2 separate regions of the Homo sapiens genome follow, and region 1 is linked to region 2. Evidence: chromatin loops called from intact Hi-C (ENCODE). Cell type or tissue: endothelial cell of umbilical vein. All regions are shown on one strand. Each heading gives the region's core, and the rest is flanking DNA. Links, peaks and the distances in the headings are about the cores only. Region 1 has its middle 130 kb from the start of LINC01013. Region 2 overlaps CCN2-AS1 (CCN2 antisense RNA 1).

Region 1 (11,141 bases), core at 1,446-9,445, 300 kb after region 2:
AGATTCCTAATCCTCAGTATTGTGACATTATTTGGAGAGAGGGTCTTTATAGAAGTAATTAATTCAAAACGAGGTCAGAAACCTTTTAGTATTCTTGTGAGATGTAGGGGTAATTTATCTCAACATATCTTGGCACCTACAAGTACTTCCCACATTGGTAGCTGTGTTATTGTTTGTTATTGCAATTATTGTTTTACATTCTCAACAAGTAATATAAAGCTTGGCACAGAGTTGCTGCTCAATGAAAGTTTAACTATGGGAAGCTTCTGCTTTCTCATGGTTTCTATCAGGTAGTACTGGTCTACTGAAAACTATATTTTAATGTTTCATTATAAGACACTGTCATACACAAAACAATGCCTCCCCCCAAAGATTTCCATGTCCTAATCCCCAGAACTTGTGAATATGCTACTTTATATGGCAAAAAGAACTTTACAAATATGATTAAGTTAAGGATCTTGAGCAGGAGATTATCCTGGTGGGCCCATTGTAGTCACAAGAATTAACATAAGAAGGAGACATGAGAACCAAAGGCAGAGAGAGGAGAATGGCAGAGGCAGAGGGTGGAGTAATGTACTTCAAAGTGGAGCAAGGAGGCATGAGCCAAGGAATGCAGGAGGCTTCTGGAATGTGGAAAAGGCAAGGAAATAGATTGTCCTCTAGAGCTTCCAGACTCTAGAGCTTCCAGAAGGAACCAAGCTCTGCCAACACCTTAGTTTTAGCCCAGAAGACCTATTTCAGGCTTTTGAGCTCCAGAACTTTAAGATAGTAAACTTGTCTTGTTTTAAGCCACGAAAGTTCATGGTAATTTTTTACAGCAACAATAGGAAACTAGTCCAACCCCTTAAATGACTTCAAAGATCTCTGTCTAAAAGCAATTAACTAGAAGCTTTCCGGGTGCCAAGAAATATTTTTCTATGAAACTAGGCATCTTAACCTCCAAATCCAGAGATCACTGGGAGTGCTAAGTTATGCAAAGCAAGCAAATAAAAAAGAAATTTGCTGCCTTGTATATAATAGATGTCTAATAGTAGTCATTTTAGTTATCATCATAAATCTGCTAATATCCCAGTAAGTGACTTCACTATGGAAGATATACACCAGCCAAAATTGTGGCTAATCTTTGAGCTTGTCCAGCTACAGTCCACCGCTAGTTTCTCAATCACATTGATCCCGTGTGAAAAGCCTACCCCATGGGAAATTAATGGTTCTGCATCTGCATTCCATGGTACATCTTCATCCTCTAATCATTTTGCTTTTTGTAATTCCATCTAATACAGCTTGGTTTGGCATGACAGAAGACCACAGGTAACATTGAAAGAAGAGAGATGCTGTTCTAGAGTACAGAGGACAACAGGCAAGACAATTCATGGATGGTACCAGTGACGGCAGAGTAATCAATGAGAGGGAAGAAAGCTATATGTAGGCAGTTCAGCAGGGAAGTTCTGAAGGGACCAGGAGAACGTGTTCAAAATCCATAGTGATTATTTTGGTAGATTCTTATAGAGTCAGCTATCAGTAACGTTTTGTCACCAGCTTGTTTAATAAAGAGACTCAGACCCAACTAACAAACAGTGGAGTAAGAAGAATACCAAGAGAGTGTGGTATCCTGGAACCCACGTGAAGTAGGTGTGAAAGAGACAATCCACCATGTCAGATGCTGGTGATAGGTCTCATGAGCAGCCCTCATGGTGGCCTGAGGTTTATAGTTGCTACACTGGAGTAAACCCAATTCTTATTTCATGTAAGTACAAATTTTATATCCAGACAGTGCTAGGTATTTAGGTATTATACATATTCTAGCACATAAGTTATTCTCTTTTTCATAATATTTTCTCTCTCCTAATTGTGAGGGGGGTGGCAATGTACCAAACTTTGTTTTTCACCTGTAGTATTAATTCGTCCCCACTCTATTACTCCTCACATCCATGATACACTCTATACCCAAGTTCCTATGTACACTTTGTTTTTTCCAAATAATACCTCCACGTACTTTTCAACCTTGTGTCCCCTTTCTGGCTAGCCATCCTTTAACCAACCTCAGGTGTCTCTCCCCTACCAGATTAGCCCTCTTTCTTCTTCATTTTTGGCTAGCATTTATCAAGGGCAACTGTCTGCTGGCACTGGACTACTATTTTCCATACATGATCTCAAGTAATACTCAAAACAACCCAAGTAGGAAAGTCCTGCTATTATTCCCATTTTACAGAAAAGGCACAAAGAGATAAATAATTTGCCCAAGGCCCACTAACTAATAAATAGTAGAGCTTCACTTGCAGTGCAGGTCTGTTGAACGATTCCAGAGCTAGGAATCTTAACAGCTATACCATCTTCTCCAACCATTGCTCCATCCTTTCCCCTCTCTCCCTCTCCACGCCCTGCCCAGAGGGTAACACACTTCCCTCTGCGCACCTGCACCCCTTCCTTCCTGGCACTAGTGTGCTTCTATAGCACTTTCCATGTTGTTTGTTAGACAGTTTTGTGTCTGCCTCCTTGTTAGAATCTGAGTTGCTTGAGATCCATCTTTTCTCTTTTCCTCAATAGTATATTCTCTGTGCATGGTATAGGGATGGATACATACTAGGTTCTTAGTGTTTGTTGACATGGATCTCTTCTCCAGAGCAAAAAGGCTTACTATGTATTCTAGGCATAATATTCAGCTTAATAGCAAGGTGGTCTCATCATATACAAATGAATATAGTAATAAGAGGTTCTTGCTCATTCTAGTTTTACCATGGAGGCTCCCTGGGATGATATCATTTAACTGTTGTTTTTAAAGCTGGATAAAGTTATTATGAAAAAAAGCAGGATAAAACTGATTTTAGCTGATGTTTTGATGCAATTGATGTTATCAGTAAAGAAGTGCTAATTTTACAAAACTGAGAGTACAGAATAAGTATGTGAGATAAGGCAGGATACTCAGGGGATGTCTTCCATGTTTTGATTCCTATGCAACAGCAGATAAACTACTAAAATCAACAGTTCTATTGAACAGAGTGCTGTTTTTAAAGTAAAAAAGGAGGGCTGTTAGGAGGGCTGTTTTTAAAGTAAAGAAGGGAAAGGTGCCTATATATTTTTGTGTCTCAGGCAAAGACTTCTGGTCCATTATTTAAAGAGTCAGCATTTTAGTTAAAACTTTATCAGATGTTGGTGAGATACTTCTGGACCCCTAGCCCTTAACTGAAAAATAATTTATGCACCTTTATTTGCTAATATGTGAATCATATTCAATTTTTTTACATCTATTATGGTAAAATAGGCTACGTGAAAGTTCTGTAGACAGAAAAACCAATTTCCATTGGTCCTGCTTCCAGACTGGGTCTTGAAAGCTGCACCCACCCTGAAGGACCCCTTCCTGCTCACAGCCCCACTCTGTGTGATGGTACTGTGTGCCCAACAGGCATCAACTCTACCCATGCGAGGCCATGGCACTCAGCATTTTTGTTTCAGGAGTCACACTATCTTACAAAAGTAGAAAAATATATTCAACTTCAACTTTTTGGACCCTTCAAAGAATATTGCTATGGATAGATGAGTTTTGGTTCTAAGAGGGTATTTTCTCCCCAAAGTACTACTTATCGGTTTGAAAATGATTAGCTAATTTGAACAGAGATCTTTCCATACAGCATTTTATGCTCTCTTCTTCTTGAACCAATAGTCAAAAGTGGTTTGATATTTTTTTCATGATTTATTGTCACCAGCATGAACATTTCTTAATGAACTCTGGTGCAAGGCTATGTTTTTTCTAGGGTTCATTAAAATTGATAAGAATTTGGGCTCTTGCATTAAGTGACCCGATGTAAACTCATTCCCTGCTGTGAATATAGATGTCAATGAAAGCAGATCTGAATTTCCTTGGATTTGGAAACCACTTTTGTCTACAGTAACAACAGAGAAATTGTGTAATACAATAATAACAGGTACATGCAGTGTATGTGCTAATTAATGGCAAATACAGTTGAGGTAAGGGTCAGCTATACCCTCCCAAGAATACTGTACCTGTTCTTTGGTGCTTTGATTTGGTGTGTATTTTATCCGCTCACAAGCTGTTTTTCCCCCACCTGGTTTATAACTGTATTTCAAATACATAAGGTTGCCAAACAGATGAGTTCCTTAGTAGATTAGGTGATGATGCAATGAGTTTGTTTATTTTATACCTGTACAATTATGTTTATCTACAGCATTCAAATGAGAGCTTGTATCACACAGTGGATAAGAGACCAGGCCTGGCTGTTTGCAAATCCTGACTCAGCCACTTAGCAGCTGTGTGCCTTTTAGGCAAGTCATTTAACCCTTGTATTCCATGGTTGTCTTATCTGTAAAATAAAGATAATAGTAGCACCTAACTCATGGGGCTTCTGTGAAGATTAAATATGTAGAGTCCATACAGTGATGCCTAGCACACACTAAAGACTCAGCTAATGCTGGTTTTTGTTAACATTGCTTATTGCAAACAGGATTGTGAATCTCAGTGTTAAATTGAGTCACTACAGGTGCTCAATATTCATGTCCCATCTATAATTCTGCTTCCTGCAAAGACCTTTTCCTAAACGTAATGAACCCTCTCTTTAAAATACCAGGGGAACTTTGATCTACTTTTCTTTTGGTGCTTATGTTGCTGTACCTACCACATAAGCAGTCATGAGGATACTGGCTCATTTTCCCAGTGGGAGAAAAACTCAGGAAAGGGCAAGAACTATAGTATCCATTACCTGCTCCTAAAGCACTGGCATTTAAGACCAATCAGAAACTAGTATGGAACTGAGAATAAATGAATATTTATATATTTGGCAGCTCTTTCACTCAAAAGTGATATATAAATTGCTTCTTGAGGAATGCCCCTGTAATGATAATCTTACAGAGGAGAACTTGCCCTGGGCATGCATAATGTTTACCATGAAAATAAAGTTTTCTAAGTGCTTTTTTGGACTGGCTTACTCTCAGATTTGCAAACCAGTAGAAAAACCAACCACTCCAAAGAATGTGACTTTCAGTAAGAACAGCAGGGCTTTCCTTTCATGCCCAAACCTTTCTCTGGGAAAAGGAAAATCAATACCCTGAAGGGGATTTTCCAGGTTTGTTTTCTCCAATTTTGCCCTGCTCGGGCAACACATGTTGACAGCCCAGATGGAAAATGTTGAAACACTCAATAAGGATGCTCTTCCAACTACATCAAGCTAAAGCCTGTGGGATATCCTTTCGATACAACTACACTTTTTCATACTCTTTCAATTCTCTCAAGTTAAGGAGAGAGAAATGTGAATTAAAGGTATAATACTTATCAGTGATAGGCAGTCTGTATGAATCATTGCTTATAGATTTTAGTCCTCGAACAGTTCACATTCTGTAAAAATAGTCATAAATTCTTAACTCAAAAATGTTTTATGGCTGAAGAAGAAAAGTTGCACGCTGTAGGGTGTATGTATTGTGTGGTTACTTCTAAAAATAAAAGTCATCTTTCAAGACACTTTAGAAAAACAAAAAAGGGATTCCTATCAGTTAAAGAGGAAGAGATGCCAGGAGGAGCATTGTTGTTTTGAAGAAAGGGAGGAACTCAGCCTCTGAAGAAAATACTACAAGTCCATCCCAATTTCTTAACTTACAAACACCTCCTACTCCCAGCTCCCACCTCCACTGCACCACTTCTCTGCTTTACCTCCTCTGAGGCTGCACTTTACCCTTTTAATCTCCATTATTCTCTCCTTGCTATGAAACAACCAAGCTAAACTGGACTCTTCACACCACCTTGTGGCACATCTAAAAACTTGGGATTTTTGTTTGTTTCTTTTACTCAGAAGTACTTCCAAAAGTCTTCATAATATGGTTTGGCTATATCCCCACCCAAAATCTCATTTTGAATTGTAATCCCTATAATCCCCATAATCCCTACGTGTCAAGGGAAAGACCTGGTGGAGGTAATCGAGTCATGGGGACAGTGACCCCCATGCTGTTCTCGTGACAGTGAGTGAATTATCACAAAATCTGATGGCTTTATAAGTGTTTGGTAGCTCCTGCTGAGTTCATTCTCATTCGTGCCACCTTGTGAAGAAGGTGCCTTGCTTCTCCTTTGCCTTCCACCGTGATTGTAAGTTTCCTGAGGCCTCCCCAGCCATGCTGAACTGTGAGTCAGTTAAACCTCTTTCCTTTATAAATTACTCAGTCTCAGGCAGTTCTTTATAGCAGTGTGAAAATGGACTAATATACTTCATGTAGCTCTTCCTTTTCTAATTAAGCTTTTTTAAAAATGGTAAATAACTAAAATTTTCCTCATCCCATTAAATGGTTGAATATATACTATTTTGTACTTCAGTAGTATGGATTCTTGTTAAGGATGACTTATCATCATTGGTATTTATGTTCTTAGTTTTGTCTTACCGATTAACAATGAACTTCTATAACATAAACTTCGTTTTTACTTCAAAAAACTTAAAACAGAATTACCATCGAATCAACAAAACAATGATAGCTTAAAATATAGACAACAGTAATAATAGGAAGCACAAGGAAATTAGCTGCACTTCTGCTTTGGACACACAGACCTCTTCAAATAGTCTGTAACAATCACAGGTCTGCTATTATTCCTCTCCCTTCCAATAAAAATCCTATACACATTTGATATCTCCCAGACCCTGCTTTGTTTCCAAAGATTCAGTAACTTGAAAAATATATGGTGTGTCCTAGTTGAACACTAAAGTCTTTGTACAAGAGCATGGGTGTTTGAAGACTTATTACAGCATTTGAATCAGGTTCAAGATAAAAGGGATTTGAACAAATAGCTAAAGGCATGAAAGTGTCCATGGATAAAAAGCAATGTAAGCTTCAGAGAAAATAACAGAGATTTCTAGATTTGGAAGAAAATTTCCAAACTCTCATTCATTACTGGAGGAGATGAAGAAACATAACAGGTTACACATGGCTTATTGGTAGCGGTGTGGGATGAGTCAAGGTCCTCTGATCTCCAGTTTATTGGACTTTCCTCCAACAGGGAAAGAGATTCTTGGCATCTTGAAATCATACCAATGACAGGAAATAGGACAGTGACAGTAATGGTCCCCTTCTAAATCTAGACTTACCTTGCTGCATTGTTCTAGGTTGTAATACACAGATTTCTGTATAGAAGGAGAAGATCTTGGAGACACAACAGTTCTAATCATAAAGGTAAATATACCAAATCACTTTGTCCAGCACTTCTAGATGACTCAATGAATGAAACGACAGGGCTACTTTTGGCTTTCTTGCCAGCCACACAGGCATATTTCAGCAGATCATTAGACTACACATTGGTTATGAATGAGTTTTCCAAACCTATTTTATTCTTGTGCTTGTAACAACTGCAGGCTCAGTCCTTTAGTCTGTACTGGAAACAACTGGAGCAGGCTCAGAATGAAGCTCTTGATGGATAACACTCCTCTCAGCTCATCTCATTTCCAGCAAAGTCTATCTTCCCTGTGACTCTTATATGTTCTACTCTCTCAGTCATGGATGTCAATGAAAAGTCTACTTAATGTAAAGTAGAACATCACATCTGATTTTTATAATATTCAGCTAAGGAGAATTTCCCTCTTATAAGTAAAAATTCTCTCTCATTTGAATTATGACACACTGACCATTTCTTTTTGTCTCTCTCTCTCTCTCTTTTTTTTTTTTGAGATGGAGTCTTGCTCTGTCGCCCAGGCTGCAGTGCAGTGGCGTGATCTCAGCTCACTGCAACTTCTGCCTCGTGGGTTCAAGTGATTCTCCTGCCTCAGCCTCCTGAGTAGCTGGGATTACAGGCGTACGCTACCATGCCCAGCTAATTTTTGTATTTTTAGTAGAGATGGGGCTTCAGCATGTTGGCCAGGCTAGTCTACAACTCCTGACCTCAAGTGATCCACCCACCTCATCCACACTGACCATTTCTTATATGACTCTTGTATCTGTACTTGAGGGGTAAATGTTGGGAAAGATGCAGGAGCCTTTGGAATCTGGCATGCCTCCCAAGCATGTGGTGTTACATGATCCACATCACTGTTGTTGAGCACAAGAGAGACAGACATGTTGGGACAGCTGTCATTGTGTGATGTCAAAGAAGGGGTTTGCTGCAGGCTTTGGCTTGACATGCTTTGAAATATTTCTCAGCTTTTTGGAAGTATAACTATATTTTCCATGTAAAACAGATCAATTTTTTTATTCTGAGAAAATATGTTACATGAGAGAGACAACATGGAAAGCTGCCTGTGCCTACAGGATTCTAGCTTTTTTGAATCTCTATGATCAAGTTAGGACCTGAGCCCCATCCAGAGAACAATCATCACTAACACATTATATCATTGAGCTACTAATCTTTATGTAACATAATGTGTCTAAGCATTCAGACAACAAAAGCTGAGGTAGTACAAAATAGGGGCCAAGAGACTGGCCTCAGGGTCACATCATATAAGTTTTCCAATATGTAAAATTGAAAGATATGTCTTTAGGTTTGTTGCAAATATTAAATTATATAATGCAAGTAAAGTACTCACATTTACTGACGCAGATGGAGTGTTCTAAAAATATTACCTACAGTCAGCATTACATGACGCCAACACCCGGGATTAAAAGTGGGAACAAGACAATAATCCAGATTTTGTTAAAATGATTAGGGATATTAAAATATTTGAAATAATTTGATTAATTGATTTTTTTTAACTTGGAACAACACAGACTTATCCTTAAGTTACCTTCTCGAAACACTTTATTTCACATAAGGTGCCTAGCAAAGAGCTTTGCATATAGTTTGGAACAATTAATGTTTGTAAAATGAATGAATGAATGCATGATGTGTTGCTATCCATCACACAGCACATGATTTGTTCTCTCAAACCCCATGCAAAAAATACAAAGACATTATATTTAGCCTCCATTTTCCTGAGGACATATGAGAACCATAGGAAGATCTATTTGTATGTAAGTGAATAAATTTTCTTATTTTCCTGGCCCTCATTTATATGAATGTGGTCATTCCTGGTGATAATTATGTTAGTCATAATGCTAATATCTTACTTTTGTAGATAAACTCACAGTTTTCAAAGAACTTTTTTTCAAAGCATTTTCTTCCACACATACAAATGAATATTTCATTTAGACTTCAAGGGCAAAGAATAGATAGGAATCATTGCCATTACTTTATAGGAAAGAAAAAGTATTCAAGCAGGTTGTGACTTGTCTAAGGTCACACAATCAGTAAATAAAAGGAAGAGAAGAGTGTCCACATATGGCTGGCGCTTAAGACATGCTGAATGTTTGCATGGATGGATGGATGGATGGATGGATGGATGGATGGATGGATGGATTAGTGGATGGATTAGTGGATGGACAGATTAATGAACCTGCTGTAAATATTCTAAGTCTACTGCACCAAAACAAAGAGATTAAAGTATTGTCTTAGTACTTGTGTCTATTTCTAGTTTTTAACACCTTTTCTATGTGTTTATGGTAAAATTATTTGCCATATTTGATTAGCAAGTTAATCTGTACACATACAATTATTGACACCCTACTATTCACTAGGCATTGGTGAGTAAACAGCTGTGAGTGAGAAAGAGCCTCTTCAAGGTATTCATATTCTGTTTGGTGACTGGAGAGCACAGACAAGAAACACTATAAGAGACAGTGACCCATGGCCTAATATCTGCTATGGATTTCAGGCAGAGGAACAAGCTGCAGACAAGGGACCCTTGTCTATCTAGTCCATTAATTTAGTGGTCAACTGTAAGAATGGTATTTGTGATTTTCAAAGACACACACAAAATCATACCTACATTGAGGAAAGGGGAATTAAACTATGTTATTTATATGTTCAGTAGTAAACAAGGTAAATAAATGTATGTAGAAAATATACAAATTTATATACAAAAAATATACAACAATGATAATAAAGTGATCAAAACAGAGCATGTCCATGAAGCGGCTAGGGCTATGAAGATACAGGCATTTATTTACTACATAGCTTAAGAATTTTAAGTCACCAGACTGAAGATTCTCAAAGGCTTTTAATACAGTTCCACTCAGTTCAACATATATTGACTGCTTATTACTGACCAGACATTGAATCTAGGTCAATTTCATCAGTATCTTTACAAACCCAAGGCCTAGCCTGCAGTGTGTGCACTACAAATGCTTTCTGAGTGAATAAAAGAATGAATGAATGAAACTTGATGGCCCATCCAAGGAGCTGAATCAGAAACTAAATTCAGTCATATTTTTCATTCTGATTCCGTTTCTTATATTAACTATTTTACTTATAGATACTTGCACATTTCTAGCGACCCAAGTTGACCTTAGCTATTTCCTTGCTTGGATTTTTTTTATTACTTTTGTAATAAATTAGTATAACCTTAGTAGCCTAGAGCAACACCCATCTATTACTTCAGTTCTCCAGCTCAAAAGCCCAGGTGAGCTCAACTGGGTTCCCTGCTTAGAGTTTCTCAAGGCTGAAATTAAGGTACTAGCTGGGCTGGGCTCTTATTTGGAGGCTCTCAGGGAAGAATCACCATCAAACCTTATTCAGGCTGTTGGCTGAATTCAGTTTCTTGCCGTTGCTGGATTAAGATCGCCTTTTTTCTTGCTGACTGGTAGCTGGGAGTCTTTTCGAGCTTCTGGAGGTAATCCTCAGCTTACCCTTTCTGTCTTCAACCAGCAATGTGAAGTGCTTCTCACAAGAGGTTGAATACTTCTCATGCTTCAAATCTCTCATCAAATCTCCCTTCTGCTCCCAACCAGAGACAACTCTGCTTTCAAAGGGCTTGTATGATTAGATTAGGAGCATCTGGATAACCTCCCCTTTGCCACACAAGGTAACATAATCACAGGAATAGCACCAGGGCGCCAAGGTCATATGGACCATCTTAAAATTCTGCTTACCGTATTCCCCACCATCTTGCACATCCCGAAAATTATCAAGTCCTACAGACTCTCTCATTCTCTCCTTTGCATTACTATTACATACAAGTGAACAAAGTGGGTTGGCGTATTTACCATAAAGTGGGAGTGACTGAAAAATGCATGTCTGCCTAGGCAATAACCCAATGTCAGATTTTCAAGAAAATTCTAAATATCCAGAATTGGAGAGAAAAGTATCTGTATTTTGACATATATATATTTAAACTCTGCAGATCAAAACA
Region 2 (11,141 bases), core at 2,053-10,052:
CAGGGAAACATGCCGGAGGAATGTGACTCAGAGCCAAGACCCATACGCAATGCATACACGGAGCTGTCAGACTTATAGGAGGAAGTCTGGCCGTATATGGGCATCTGGACAGTGAGCGATTTGTCCTTATGGTGGGTCAGGGGGAGGTTTCTGATGTTTCTAGCGTGCCTCAAATTCAATCATGTAAATTAATTCTACAAAAAAAAATGGTATCCCAGAAGCCTTTTGTAAAATAGTAATAAATATTATTCTGAAATCTTCAGGGACCCTGGTTTGGCTGACATGACCTCCTGTTTGCTTAAGATGAAGGTTAAGGAGAGGGCGTACTTGCTGGGAGTTCATGGCGGGGAAGATAAACGCGGATGTTTACTATCTAAATTACATTCATTACCTTCATGCCTTTTCCTCCTTATAATTAGTTCTCTGACTTTCTTAGGATATTTTCTAATGCAAAGGTATTTGTCAGAAGGCAGTCAAGGCCGTTGCATGTGGTTTGTGTTTTATGTTTGCCTGTTCCTCGCTTGTCCATAGAGTTGGAGGCCAGAGGGGTGAGAAAGGAAGTTTTGTTTTGTAAGATGATATCCCTTCAACTTACTGTTTGTTTCACTTATTTTGTTAATTTGACTCTTTTTTTTTTTAAAGTAGTTTACTTAGAATCCTGTGTTGCCTCTAGTCAGCTTTTGTTCATCTAAGATAGTGTCAGATGAGGATGCTGCTAGGTAGGAATGAGCCTGGTGGTCTCTTACACTGTCCTCGACAGGTTAGAATCTCAAATTCATCACCGTTTAGCAACCAGGAGTATTTACAGCCCCTTGCTTCATCAGGGCTAAATGTGAAGCATCCCCTTGGTGATACTTAAGGTGATATTTAAGTGAGTGGGAATGAAAAACAGAGGAAATAAGCATTTCTTAAGATGTGTGATTTGGGGACACCCAATCAATAGGTTTAGGAGGAAGAGAGAATTGGGACTAGCTATCTTATCTCAAATAATAGAAGTAAGTGAAAGGATAAATATTTTGAAAGGACTAGTGTGAAATATACATGAATGTATTCCTAGGGATTCTGCTGCGGGGTGGGAAAGGGGTGCAGATTAAGCCAGACCCCATCATTCATCCCTGGAAATGTGCTCCCACCTCTAGCCAAGAGGCCTGAGGTCCCTTCTCACAACTTCAAACTCCCTGGAATACCATTAGGTGGAGCCTAGGGGACTGGCTAGGAGGTGAAGGTGTGAGCTCCATACCTGCCATTTGCTTGCCAGTGACCTCAGGGAAGACACCTACTCTCTCTGAGCCTGAAATTTCCCACCTGTTCACAGTTAATGTGCAGCTCAAGGAGACAATATTTATGAAAGCACTTTCATAAAGGTATTAGAGTTTTAAAATTGCCCTTCTCTTCCATTCTTCAGTGGCTCTCAAAACTAAGCCCAACTCAGATTGACTGTAAAAGCCTGTCACAGTTTGATTTTATAACAGTGTCCAGCTCTGCATGGGTTTTAGAGTGTTAAAACTAGGTGAGAGCTCAGAGAAAATCAAATCCTACCTCTTATTTATTTATTTATTTTATTAGATTAGATATTCAGGATTGATAGAGACATTTAACAAATGAAAACTTTTTTTCTTTTTGAAATAGGGTCTGGCTCTGTCTCCCAGGGTGGAATGTAGTGCCATGATCTTGGCTCACTGCAACCTCTGCCTCCTGGGCTCAAGTGATCTTCCTGCCTCAGCCTCCCAAGTAGCTGGGATAGCTGGGACTACAGGTGTGCACCACCATATCCAGCTAATTAAAAGAATTTTTTTTTTTTTTTTTGTAGAGATGGGGTTTTGCCATGTTGCCCAGGCTGGTCTCGAACTCCTGAGCTCAAGAGATCAGCCCATCTCAGCCTCCCAAAGTGCTGGGATTACAGGCGTAAGCCCCTGCGCCGGGCCACAGATGAAACTTTTAAATTTGTCTTATGCTTCTTATATACCTTATATTGTCACTTCGATGATAATGTGGGCATGCATTTTAATCATAGTTTTCAGGATACCTAAAACAAAATTCTATGCTCAGCTTATTTTTGTCACCTGATAGCATCTACTCCCTTCATCTTCATTATATGTTCATAGTTTTCATTGATTTGTGGAGGATGGGGAGAGTTAGGGAGTTCCTAACAGTCTTCCTTTCTTCAGTGAAAAATGTGTAACTTATCACTAATAAGAATATGGTATGCAAATGATAAAGAAACAACCAAAAAATTATGATTGCTTGTGTCCATCACATTTTCTTTAGATTTGTATTTCTTGGAAACCAAGGTGGTATTTTACTTAATGTGATGCTACAGACTTTAACACTTTACATATATTTGGGTTGACAGTTTTCTTTCATTTCATTTTGTAATGTGAACTGTGCTACCATGATGGTGACAAGTTTTCAAATTAAAAGCAAACTTGGTAGCCAGTATGTTCTAGAATGCTAAAAACCAAGTTGTTTGAATCATCCAAAGAGTTTCTAAACTATTTTCCTGTGTGTAAATCTTTAAATAACCATGCCTATGGGAATCATATATTAAAATCTGAGCACCTGGATAAGGCTTTTTGAGAAGGTATCTTATCTTCTAAGTCAGAACTTTCACCACATATGAAGAAAAACCACATTCTATTTAAAATCCTGACATCATCAGATTTGAAGTAAAAGTCAACTAATGCATTGTTTAATTTGATGTTAGAATGCACGATGCCAATTTTATCTGAACAATTTAGCGGGAACGCTTCTTAGAACTCTATCTGGGTGCCTAAAATAGATACTCAAAATTTTGACTGCATTCTCTTTTGTTTATGTAGAAATTTTTAATTTACAAAGCCCTTTCACGGTTACCATCTTACTTCATTATCATAACAATCGCATTAGGTATTATTCTACCCATATTGCAGGTGAGGAAATTGAGGTCCAATAATGCTAACATACACAAGCCTGGTTAGAGGTGGAGAAGGGACAAGTGAATTTAAATTCAGTTCTTCTAAAGAGAACACCCCTTGCCTTTCCTTCCAAACTTCACGGCTTCTTTTCTTTCCATTCTATATATGGTGATCTCTAAACACTGTGTGTCCTTAAGATAGTTATCTCAGATCTTAAACTCTTAAAGGACACACCCTAGAAGGCATATAAACACCTGTGGGCTAACTGGCAGTCACTATTGTATTGTGCCGTGGTCTGAGATAAACATGAAGTAGAAAGAAAATGTTTACTGACCTGTATTAGTAGAGAAATTTGGGCTTAGATTTGCTTTTTTTTTTTTTTTTTAACAATTAAGATTTTGGTGATGTTGCTATGTAGACAGATATGTTCTTCTTATCCGCTAACTAACTGATGCAGCTAAAAAAGGAAAAAATGAATAAGATGATGGGTATGCTTTGGGAGGCTTAATATCAGGGTGTGCTCTGCTCTGATGTCAGCCTCAGCCCACACTGAAAGCGTTCAGTCTAACCCTATGCAGTCTTGTTTCGGCTGAGACTGGGACCAACCATAGACATCATGAAGGTCTTCTTGAATAATTGTATCATTCACTGATAAGCTACCCTTAGGGATAAATATCATGACAGAGTCTGGGACAAACCATCAGCACTGAAGCAATGTCTACTATCAACATAGGTTTTTCACGAGTATCCCCTAATAAACATGTCCTGCCATGTTATTGATATTTATTTTATGAACTTGCCTTAACTGAAAATGCACTTTCCTCAAACTGAATATGCTTTGCCTTTCAGGTTTACAGCTTTCTCCCTCTCTCCTTTAACCATGGAAGGATTTGATTGGAATCATAACTAGTTTCATGTTGTTAATGGAATGCGATTTGTCATAACTACACATGGCAGAGAGAGAGGGTTGTCTAGGAATGGTGGGGTTATGATGAGGGAATTTTCTTATTGACCTGCACATGTGTGTGAAAGTTAACAACTACAGGATTACATTTCATATAACCATTGACTTGCTCATGTCTGGAAATAATATCACTATTAAGCTATTTCTCATATACAGATGATAAAAACTTATTTTGTCCAATTGAATCTTTTGTGGCATTTTCATCATTTCTAACGTCTCTATGTTGGTTCTTCTTGATTGTGGTTTTCCCTGCTGTTTCCGTATTTGACTGATTGCTGAGGCTCCTACTATTTGCTTTCAGCTCAGAAGGTAAGCAAGCAAACTTCCAGTCCAGTTTCAGATGGACTTTGAACCAATGTTGCTTTGCAGTAGGGCTGAGCACTGCCACAGTCAAATGTATCCTCCCTGGTTGGCTTTGATCGCTTTCGAGGCAGGCCCATCCCTCATGGGTCAAGCTGGTTTTTCCTTGTCAGCTTCTGAAGCCTCCCCGAGAGGGGGGACCCACAGTGTGGTGTTACCACTTTTCTCTCATGTGTTCTCATTTTACACACTGAAGCCTGGCCTTCATCTAAAGTGAACTCGAGAAGTCCAAACTCCTGTATTTCTCATGCATCATATCCAACTTTCCAAGAAGGGAAAATGACCTTATGTTGAGCAGAAACGGCCATCTGGAAGCCATTTTGTCTACCGTAAGCGCCAAGGACGAGGAGAATTCTTAGACCCTGCATGTGAGGGCAGGAGGCCACAAGGCAGAAGCCACTCACCAAATGTATTTATGTCATAGCTACATCACCTGGCATCCTTTACTAAAGTGTTGCAGGGGGTCATTTTACTTGGACTTCCTTATTTTTCCTGGCATTGCTGGTGGTAGGGAAATACTCCTGTTGTACTGTTTCTGGCAGCCCAATATTCCACCAAGCTAGGCCTAGAAAAGCAAAGGTGCAGTGAGGTGGGGAAGACACTAGTACATCATTTAAAAAAAAAAAACTTTGGTGTTTATGCTTTGTTTTCAAGATCGTAAGAATAAAACCTGCCAAAATAAACTTGGCTCATATTTAATTGATTAAACAAGATTTTTAACAATTGTAGCTTGACATTCTAGTGTGAAATTTTGTCACTTAAAGTAAGCTAATTTTATAGTTTAAAGCATTTCATAAAATTAGCCACCATTTTGGATTGAGTGAGTCCTAATTTTTATCTTGATTTAGAATGTTTTAGAAATAGATATATCATCAAATTGATCTGAATATAAAATTTGCTGTACTTTGTATTTCTCTTTTTCACCATTTCAGGAGAGATTTTTTTTCTCTATTTCTCTATTTAATAATATGATTAAATGTTAATATGGCTTAATGCATGACATTAAGCAAACTACTTAATCTCTCTAAGTCTCTGCTTCTGTTAACCTGGAGATAATAATGGTACCCACTTCATAAGATTTCATAGAATTGTTGGGACATTTTGCAAGGGTTAAATACCAAAAAATCCTAAAACATCTAGAACAATGCTTGTCAGAGACTAAACACTCAATAAATGTTCATTAAAGTAAAATAAAACTGTCCTTTTAGTTCATCTCTGAATATTTTTAGATACTAAATTTCTGCCTTAGCACATTTACTACGTATTAGCACTTAGCTCAGTAGTTTTCACGGTCATGTATTATGCAGATTACACTTAAAAAAAAAGAATGTCATGACAGTTTGTATTGACAGCCTTTTTCTAGCAAGAAACATACCGTTATTTTGAACTTGTGAATGATTTATGAATTGTGATTCTGTCTTCAGGATCCTGTTTTTTTCTGTTTTGTTTTTGTTTTTGTCATCAAATTGCCACAGGGGGGAGTATAAGTTCTTGAAAGCAGCAAGAAATACAGTTTAAGTAATTTGGTACCAATTATCATTATTATTAGAAACGTCCATATCTGAAACATCTAAACAGATTAGATTAATACCTATGTGAAAGTAGAAATATTTATAGTAAAAAATTGGGCACCGTTTAATATAGGATTTATTAATTTTGTGATAGTTGCAAAAGCTGTGTCTGGAAAATGTCCCCATGGGTGAATGTGTGGGCGTGCACATGCATGTGGGTAATATTAATGCTGTAGGAGAAGGGAGAAAATGTAAGTTTCTAGTTTTTGCCATTAAAGTCATGACGTGAAAGAGAGAGGGAGAGAGAGAAAGAAAGTGAGAAAGTGCTAGTCTGTGTAAAATGACCATGAAAGGGCTTGGATACAATGATGTCATACAGCCTCACAATATGGATAATACTGAACCCTTTCTGTACATATGGGGGCATTTAAGCTTATTAAGTTCAATAACTAGAGGAGACAATTCCAAAATAGAGAGAGCTGTGCAAGTGGAAAATGAAATGTCCCTTTGAATAATACAATTGCATTTAATAGCTACAAAAGCTGTGACCTAATATTATAACACTGACAGTCAAAAACATGGTTATTTTCTCTGCCTCTTTGAAGAAAAAGAAATACAACAAAAGTTCCTAGAGAAACCAAATGGACGTTCTTAAAAGTTGGGGGGTTTGATCATGGTACCAACCTGAACTTTCCCTTTGGGAGTGGATCATCTTTGCAGATAATTGGTCAGCTTTCCTATAATATATACTGTATATATGTATGTGTGTATATATAATGTGTGTGTATAGTATCTCATATATATATATATATATATATTTTTTCGGGTTTTCACGCTCAAAGTCCTGCCACCATCGTAAGTTACCCCAATATCCACCCAAATCACTATCCAAACTCACTTCTAAGCTCCTCTTGCCTGTCTCTTCTAAGCTAGTCAGGATTTGCCATACACCCTGCCATTTCATAGAACTTCTGCAATCCCCTTGGGTCCTTGATATGGTTTGGCTCTGTGTCCCCACCAAATCTCATGTAAGATTGTAATCCCCAGTGTTGGAGGTGGAGCTGGTGGGAGGTGATTGGATCATAGGGGTGGTTTCTGAAGGTTTAGCACCATCACCCTGGTGCTGTCTCATGAGAGAGTTCTCATGAAATCTGCTTGTTTAAAAGTGTCCCCCTTTGTTCTTTTCTTCCTGCTCCAGCCATGTAGGACGTGTCTCTTTCCTCTTTGCTTTCCGCTGTGATTGCAAGTTTCCCGAGACCTCCCCAGTCATGCTTCCTTTACGGCCTGCAGAACCATGAACCAATTAAACCTCTCTTCTTTATAGATTATCCAGTCTCACGTAGTTCTTTATAGCAATGTGAGTACAGACTAATACAGCCCTACATTTCTGTCCTCTCCTGCTCTCTCTTGCTCATTTATTCTTTTTTTTTTGAGACGGAGTCTCGCTCTGTCGCCCAGGCTGGAGTGCAGTTGGGCGATCTCGGCTCACTGCAAGCTCCACCTCCTGGGTTCACGCCATTCTCCTGCCTCAGCCTCCCGAGCAGCTGGGACTACAGGCGCCCGCCACCACGCCTGGCTAAGTTTTTTGTACTTTTAGTAGAGACGGGGTTTCACCGTGTTAGCCAGGATGGTCTCCATCTCCTGACCTCATGATCTGCCCACCTCGGTCTCCCAAAGTGCTGGGATTACAGGCGTGAGCCACCGCCCCCGGCCTCTCTTGCTCATTTATTCTTCACATCAATGTTTTGACCTGATCGTGACTTTGGTCTCTTGCCCCTTCCTTTTCTCCTGGACACACGGTTTTGCTTCCTCTCTCTCCATGGCATACTGTTTTATGCCAACAGCCCCTTGTTACACTTCTGGCCTTTGGCCTCATGACCTTTCTTCAAGCCAGTGCCTGCCTTAGTTGTTCCTATAGTGTCTGCCATACATTTGTGGTCTCTAGTCTCAGATGTGTCCTCGGTTCTACTATGTTGTGCTTTTAGTTGCTCTGGTCAGTTCTTTGCCATCCTTTCCTTTGTGTCCCTTCCAAGCCTAACTGCTTCCCTCCAAGGTCCTACCCTGTCAACCCTTCCTCTGCCTCCCTGCTGATCAGCCTTCCTTTCTACATGAGACTACCAGGTGTGAAAACCTCCAGCCTTTGTCTCCAGGATTGATGGGCTCTCAGCTTCCTATTCGCTTCTTTAGTTTGAGCTGCAGTGTTCAGTTCTACAGCCACTAGCCACATAGGGCTATTTCATTTAAATTAACCAATGTTAAAATTCAGTTTTTCAGTTGTACTGGTTGCATTTCAAATACTCAGTAGCCATGTACAGCTAACGGTTATTGTTTGGATGGCATGGAGAACATTTTTATCTTTGCAGAAAGTTTGACAGAATAGTGCTGGTTCAGACAGACCTCCACTTGGGCTTTAGATCCAAAAGCATAAGTCTCCTATGGAACCATGTCACATATGGAACCATGTGCTCCTTGAAACCTATGGAACCATGTCTCCTATGAAACCATGTGCTCTTTGTAACCTGTGGAACCATGTCTCCTATGGAACCATGTGCTCCTTGGAACCTGTGGAACCATGTCTCCTATGGAACCATGTGTTCTTTGGAACCTATGGAACCAAGTCACCTATGGAACCATGTGCTCCTTGGAACCTATGGGACCATGTCACCTATGGAACCATGTGCTCTTTGGAACCTGTGGCACTACATCTCTTATGGAACCATGTGCTCTCTTTTCTTTTCATTTTCTCCTGTCTTTCAATTTGTTTTTCTCTAGCAGCTTCTTCTTCCCAACCTATAAACATGGCTACATTTCTCTCACATAATAAAGAAAAACCCCAAAACAAATGAAATAAAACAACCCTCCCATTGTCTTAACAGCCTCTTTTCATTGCTTGTTTTTGCACTGAAGCTCCTAAAACACACACATACTCACACAGTGACACACAAATCCCCTGTGTTTACTGTCTCCAAATACACACCTTCATATTACCATTCAACCCATTGTAATAAAGCTCCTGACCATGGCACTGCAAATTATCACCAAATAACCTCTTTGTTGCCAAATCCAGTGGATTCTTTCCAGCTCTCATACAATTTGATCTCTCTGTAGGTATTTAGTTGAATCCCATTCTGTCCATCTCTTTGACCATTTCCTTTGTTCTCCTTTGCAGACTCATTTCCCTCTGCCTACCCCTATGATGTGAGTGACCTGTAGTCTTTTGTCCCTAGTCCTCTTCTTACATATTCTTCTCCTGTCACATTGTTGATGGTTGCCTGCTGTCTGGATCCCAACCGGAAACTCGGTTCTGAGTTCATTTGTGCTATTAACAACACATTAATCTGAATGTCCTATTCAGATGTTAAGTAAGCATAGTAAAAACTAAATTTGTTACTCATCTCTACTTCAAAATCTTTTGCCTTTAGATGTGAACCCATCTTAGTGATTAGAACACTGTCTTCCCAGTCACTCCATACTGAGGCTTGTATGTTGTCTTGTATTCTTTTTTCTCTTTCAGTCCTTATATTTGATGATTCATAAAGCTCTGTGGACTCTACCTCTCATGATAACTTCCTAACACATCATACCCTCAACATCTTTTGCTTGGACCACTGAATTAGTCTTTCTGCTATTAACTGGTCTTTTAACTCACACTATTGCCCTCCAATTCATTCTCTCCACTGCTGCCTGAGAAATCTATCAATCTACAGTGCTTATTCACCTGCTTAAAACCAAACCTTTGTGTGGCTCCCATTACCTCTAAGATAAGAGCCTTTGTCTGGCTTCTATGTTCTCCATTCTTATCTATCAGTTCCAGGGCTCCTGCCCTATTCTTTGGTTTTACCAGTGCATTTGAATAACTTACACATTTTATCATGCTGTTTCATGGCTTTATAAGTTGCTCACGATTGCTCTCCAGCACTTGGAGCAGTGGCTAAGTATGTTCAATCACATAAACTATTTTTTTTTTTCTTGAAACAGGGTCTCACTCTGTTGCCTAGGCTGGAGTGCAGTGGTTATGGTTCATGCAGCCTCGACCTCCTGGGCTCAAACAATTCTTCCATCTCAGCCTCCAAAGTAGCTAGGACTACAGGAATGCACCATCACACCTGGTTAATTTTTAATTTCTTTTTGTAGAGACGGTGTCTCGGTATGTTGCCCAGGCTAGTCTCAAATTCCTGGCCTCAAGTGATCATCTTGCCTCAGACTCACAAAGAGTTGGGGTTACAGGCGTGAGCTGTCATGCCCAACCCTAATAAACTTTTGACTCTAGTAGGAAGCTTTTTTTCTGTTTGATCCAGTAAATATATACTCACACATACACATTCACAGTGAAACAAAAATTTTGTAATTTTATCGTTACTGGATGTGATGCCCTTGGTATTTTAAAATACGTTCCATTTCATTTTAAAGAAAATTCTAGTCTTCATCTCCAAGTTTATTCTACTGTCTAATTGACATCTTGGAAATAAGAGATATATATATATCTTTATATATATAAATTATATATGTAAATTTATATATATTTATTATATATACGTGTACACGTGTGTGTGTGCATGTGTGTGTATCCTTGGAATACCAAACGATCAGCATAAACTATCTGAATAAGCAGCTGAGGGAGGTAGTGTGAAGATGTGAGGTCTGGGGATGCTCTGGACATTCTGGGAGCACCTGTGGTTGCTGGGAGACGAATGTGTGGAGTTTAAGAATGAAAGTACTGCAGTGAAATACAGAGCATAAGCACAGAAGAAAACCTTATTTTTGGTACTAAATCAAGCCTTGCCTAAAGTTACTCCATCTCTCAATTTATCAATTTCATGAGCCAATATGTTCCCCTAACCCTATTTTAAAAAGTTCTCGATATTGTACCATAAAATGTCCTAGCTGATACAGACTTCACCAGTGTGAGAGAGGCATAATTTTATTTTCATATTGATATTTTCTGATGTAACTATTTATATAATTTTCTAATTCTATTATAGTATTAGGGTAGAGCAATGCTTTTCAACCTTTTTTAACATAATGGAATATGTAGAAAATGATAACATTTTAATGACATTTTGGGGCAAAGACTTTCTAAAATCTCTAAAATTCTGAAAGGGAAAGGGTATAGAAACTCTTCTGATTTAAAGATATCAAAGATCATCGGAGGGCTTACTGGCAAATTGCTACCATTTTTTTTCTTAAGTTTTTAGGTAATTTAAGGTTTTTCTTGGAAGTTGACTTCTGAGTATTTGTGAATAACTCTCACATAGCATCTGGTACAAACAGATCTACCACTGAATGAATTTTTTATGTAAAGTTTGGGGACTAGCTTGAACTTTAAAATATTATAAAATTTGGCTAAAACTGCATAATTACTAAGGTCTTAGAAACTATGATAATTTATAAAATAGCTATTTATATCAATTC

The links. Hi-C counts contacts between places; a loop is a spot of excess contacts. Peaks named below come from ENCODE experiments on the same cell type or tissue, not always from the same donor. Only the 100,000 strongest peaks of a DNase experiment are listed, where the experiment ranks them.
Region 1: a loop joins it to region 2, with 9 times the contacts of the local background. A loop is called at or near these places in 1 of 110 quality-filtered maps.

What each region holds. Positions count from the first base shown.
Region 1 is chr6:132,253,541-132,264,681 of GRCh38, forward strand. No RefSeq gene overlaps it. Among named protein-coding and RNA genes, the nearest start is that of LINC01013, 130 kb to the left of the region's middle. In endothelial cell of umbilical vein, for the core only: CTCF peaks have their summits at 5,757 and 5,964; a DNase peak (open chromatin) is centred at 5,711.
Region 2 is chr6:131,954,874-131,966,014 of GRCh38, forward strand. All of the region lies in intron 2 of CCN2-AS1 (CCN2 antisense RNA 1), which reads left to right. Among named protein-coding and RNA genes, the nearest start is that of CCN2, 9.1 kb to the left of the region's middle. In endothelial cell of umbilical vein, for the core only: a CTCF peak has its summit at 5,682; a DNase peak (open chromatin) is centred at 5,678; H3K27ac peaks cover 417 bases.